Linked DNA regions of Homo sapiens: region 1 is linked to region 2. Evidence: chromatin loops called from intact Hi-C (ENCODE). Cell type or tissue: A673. All regions are shown on one strand.

Evidence for each region. A loop is a pair of places that touch in the nucleus more often than their neighbours do. Peaks named below come from ENCODE experiments on the same cell type or tissue, not always from the same donor. Only the 100,000 strongest peaks of a DNase experiment are listed, where the experiment ranks them.
Region 1: a loop joins it to region 2, with 2.5 times the contacts of the local background. A loop is called at or near these places in 5 of 110 quality-filtered maps.

What each region holds. Positions count from the first base shown.
Region 1 is chr4:164,875,672-164,878,171 of GRCh38, forward strand. It overlaps APELA (apelin receptor early endogenous ligand), which reads left to right and starts at 1,507. Exons shown (of 3, transcript NM_001297550.2): 1 at 1,507-1,736. The coding sequence starts at 1,661. In A673, no CTCF peak of the experiment used is centred here; a DNase peak (open chromatin) is centred at 1,360; H3K4me3 peaks cover 1,504 bases; H3K27ac peaks cover 2,183 bases.
Region 2 is chr4:164,778,992-164,781,491 of GRCh38, forward strand. All of the region lies in intron 2 of SMIM31 (small integral membrane protein 31), which reads left to right. Among named protein-coding and RNA genes, the nearest start is that of SMIM31, 26 kb to the left of the region's middle. In A673, a CTCF peak has its summit at 948 (motif pointing right); a DNase peak (open chromatin) is centred at 990.

The sequences.
Region 1 (2,500 bases), 97 kb after region 2:
TAGTGCCAAAATCTATATTGATCTCTTATTGATTTAACATTCAACTTTGTTAGCATGCTGTTTTCCTGAATGCTGTACTAAGAAGACTGGGGCGGGAAATGGGGAGGGATTTAAAAATCTGAATAAACTCTTTGCCATTCTTAAGTCACTTGTATATCATGAGTTCAAACTCTATTGTATTCCATTGATTTTATGAAGCAATGGACAGCATGGTAAAGTAGGACCCTTTAACACTATGCTTGCAGTCCCCAAACAGGTCAATATATTCTCAAGACTTCAATAAAGTGAATTTAAGAATTTTTGTATGCCATCGCCTATTATAAACTTCATGCCTAACTAGACAGGCAGGGAAATTTACAGATTGACTTATAAAATCAAGACAAATTGTGCATTAAATTCAAACCTCAGGAAGCCCCAAGGTTATGTACCAACTACCTGAGTCTAAAGAAGCCAAATACAACAAAATTCCTAATGGTTCAAAACAAATTACACATGCTTTAGAGCTAGTACTTTGGCTGTACTTGTGTTTCAAGGCATACCTATACTATTCTTTTGGCATTTTGCATTTTACCTAAAATATGTTCGATATGGATGTTATAAATGGAATTTATTATACTTACATAATAAGTATAGTCATTTCCATTTATAACAGCTGTATCTGATATATAAGGGAGCACTTGAAACAAAAAGAGATCTTGGTGCATGTGTGTAAAAGACAAGGCTAGACTGTTTTTGTGTTTTCTGAATTCACTGGGAGATGAACTAAGACTTGTTTTCTCCATCTCCAATTTCTGTGACTGTGGTATGTTAGCCTGGTATTCCACCACATATAAATTTTTAACCGAACACAGATTTCATGAGTTTGTGGCTTGCCTGAACTTCCTTTTTTAAAATCCTGGACATTTGCAGATGAAAATAATCTGTTACTTTTAAAACTGCACTTTACAAAATATTAATATAAATGTATATGTTTTGCAGATTTATTTCAAAACATTCTAAATTCCAAAAATCTTTACTGTTACAAACCCAGTGAATTAGGCAATTTGGAGAGTTCGTGTAAACAGGCACTACTTTGCAGTAAGTTTGGTAAAGATAAAGCATTTCAGCACATGTTCTGCCACAAAGCATTTGGGACTCTTATGTTAGAGCTTCAGAATTCCTTCTGAAAAAGACAAAAGAGAGACTTCCTGTCATTTCCACTGGTTTCTGCATGTGGGACCAATATGGGCAAAGTTTAAACAGATGCAAATGGTAAGGGGAGGAGGCAGTGTCACGTCTTGTTTTACGTATTTCTTCATATCCAGATTGAATTTAAGTCATTCTCTTCTTGGAGCTTTTGGAGTACACTTCCACTAAAGTTATAGCATGCTTGAATGGTTTATTTCACCAATATTTGCTTATGGAAATAAAGGGGAGTGGCCGAGGAGAAAGGAGAAGAGGAGTGGAGGAGGGGTTTGAGGCTGAGGGAGGCTCTGACCACAGCACAGAGCACCGGCAACTTTGTCTAATGTGATCATTAACCTTCCTGCAAAACACAGCTGGCAGTTCTCTGAGGTTTGTCACTAGAATGTGAAGACAGCCACACAGATATTGCACAGACTATTTACAGATCGTTTGGTTTACATTGAGAGTCATTGCTCTACTTTTGTGCGGTAGGAAAATGAGATTTCAGCAATTCCTTTTTGCATTTTTTATTTTTATTATGAGTCTTCTCCTTATCAGCGGACAGAGACCAGGTAGGCCTTTGATACATTTGTACAAGTAACTTGTTTTGCCTGTTTGCATCCCTGGGTCTCTGAGCATGATTGTGTTTATCTGAAAACCACTTAGGTGTGCTTGCAGTTAGTAGTATTGGGGATAAATGTGTAGGATTTTGAAAGTATGCTATCTATCCTGTTGGGTCTATTATTTCAATATTTTAAAAACATCTGGACTTTGAAATGATAAGTATTTTACCACTATTTTTCCTAAATGCCAAGAAAATAGATCTCTAAGCTATTGCAGATTATGTTGTCTTTACAAGTAAAATGAAACAGAAGTGTTCGTCTATTCATTATAAAGGTAAATAAATGTATAGATTTTTAGGTAAAATGCAAACTCCAAAGCAGTTTATTTAAAAAGTATGTTGCTGCCCAGAGTAGGGGCTGAATTAACATACAAAAAGCATAATGCAACAAAATGCAGATTAAATCTTAAAACAGGTCAATAGCTGTCATTTCTAATTATGTAACTAGGCATGTCACTTAAAACAAATAAGTGCAGTTTTTATTATTATGCTTATACAGCTAAAAAGCATCAAAAATATGTATGATAAAGATACATAATATTAATTTACTTGACATGTTTTCAAAGATGATATCAAGTATATTGTACTTAACCAACAGAAATTTAGTACACAAAAGTATTCTAATGTACTTTTACTTCAAAACCAAACAGCTAAGATTTCAAAGAACCAGTAAGTTTGAAAAAAAAAAGAAAGAAAAGAGAGAAAAGAAGAGAG
Region 2 (2,500 bases):
AGGAAAAAAAAAAAAAACTCCAGCGCATCAGCTACATCTTTTTCAACTGAGGGTTTCTTTAACTACCTTAAAGTTGTGTTTGTAATTAACTAGGTTTGATTGAACATAAATTAAATGTCTTTTGGTCGCAGAGAAGTTCAACATTCGGGTATGTATGCCTAAAACACTGTAGTCTTAGAGAATGTCATGAAGACTGTGTTCATTTCTAATTCTTCAGTAATTAGAGGTGGGTTTACATTTTGGTCACCGCAGCTATTTCCGTAGCGTGTGGCTAAACTATTGGGCATGCTGAGCTAATACTTCACAACATAGTTCTGCGGGTGCCAAAGGCCACAGGCACCAAGGTTTCCAGTTAAATTGTTAGGAAAAAAATGCCAAAATGTCTGGATCCTGAATTGGAAGCTTCTGCTTCTTCTTCGTAAAAGTGAGGAAAGCCCCTATTAGCAAAAGACCAAACTGAGATTAGTGGCCAATCTGTAGACTTTCTATTATTTCACATAGTTTTAAAGTTATTTTTCTGCAAATTTTTGTCATGGAAAAGTCAGCAATTTTTTTTTGCAATTTTTCTGTTATCTCTGAATACAATGACTCTTCTGCCTTTATAAACCAAATTGTCCAAAATTAAGAAGACATGGCCATAAGTGAGACTGAGGTCTTCCTATTTATCTCAACTGAAAGCCACAAACTTGCATGGAATGAGACTGTTCATTATTTACCAGGGCAAATTTCAGGCTTGTTTTAAATGAAATCAAAATATCCTCTCTGCATCAATGTTCCTGACACACATATTTAGGGATATAGAGGAATCAATAAAGTTATGCTTTAAAAGAAGGATTATTAATCTATTTAATATGGATTGTTAGAGGTGGAGACAGCAAATTTTGAGAACAGGCAACAAACTGGTTTTTTGGCATGTCTTAGAAGTAATTGCAGCAGCCAGCCAGTAGACGGCAATGTTTGACAAACACCCGAATCCAAGAAAAATAATTTTGCTCTGTTGTGTCCCGGTGCTGCCTGTGTAAAACTAATTTCACACCAGCCACCATGCTAAACACTGGGAATGCCAAAGCTTTGTCTTTTTCCCCAGTGAACTGTGAGCAATGCATGCAACTCTTCCAGATAATCCCTTAATCATATTTAAAAATAGGAATAGTGGCCGGGCGCGGTGGCTCACACCTATAATCCCAGCACTTTGGGAGGCCAAGGCGGGTGGATCACAAGGTCAGGAGATCAAGACCAGCCTGGCCAACATGGTGAAACCCCGTCTCTACTAAAAATACAAAAAATTAGCCAGGCGTGGTGGCGCATGCCTGTAGTCCCAGCTACTCGGGAGGCTGAGGCAGGAGAACTGCTTGAACTCGGGAGGTGGAGGTTGCAGTGAGCCGAGATTGCGCCACTGCACTCCAGCCTGGGTGACAGAGCGAGACTCCATCTCAAAAAACAAACAAAAAACGAATAGCTTCTTCTCTTTTTCTCAAAATCCATGTAGTAGGCAGGGGCCTAGGCCAGGTGTGTCCTGAAGGCCTTTGTAGATCAATGAATCCTAATACTGGTAAACTGGATTATTTTAAAATAGAAGCTGTAAAAGGATCAGTAGCTCTACAATGAGGAAGAACAGAATGAATGCCTACAAAGGCATTAATAACTGTGTGTATTATCAAACACTGTTTTTATAATACTATTTTTGAAATCTCAGAAAATGTGCATTAAATTCTAAAATTCTAAAAATTAGCCAAAACCAGACAAACCTAAAACCATAATGGGATACTACTACACATCTATTAGAATGACTAAAATTTAAATATATATACTACTTTTTTTAATTTTTATTTTTCTTAAAGACAGTGACTTGCTGTGTCACCCAGGCTAGGTAAAGTGGCACAATCATAGCTCACTGAAGCCTCAAACTCCTGGGCTAAAGCAGTCCTCTTATTTCTGCCTACTAGTAGCTAGGACTAGAGGCACATGCAACCACACCCGGCTATTTTTTAATTTTGGTACAGACAGGGGTCTTGCTATGTTGCCCAGGCAGGTCGCAAACTCCTGGCCTCAAGCAATTGTCCCACCTCCACCTCTCAAAGTGCTGGGATTACAGGTGTGAGCCACCATTCCTGGCCCTACATATACTACATTTACATACACACACACACACACACACACACACACACAATACCAAGTACTGCTGAAGATGAAGAACTACTGGAATTCTCATATGTTGCTGGTGGGAACGCAAAATGGTACAGCCAGTTTGGAAAGCAGTTTGGAATTTCTTACAAAGATAAAACATATGCTTACCAAAGGACCAAACAATCCTACTCCCAGTACTTACCTTCACTCAAGAACATTTACACAAATGTTTATACCATTATTCACAATTGCCAAAAAATGAGAACAGCCCAAATGTCCTTTAGCAGGTAAATGAATAAACAGACTCTAATACATTTATAAACCAGAATATTATTAAGCAATAAAAAAGAAACAAACTATTGATACATGCAAC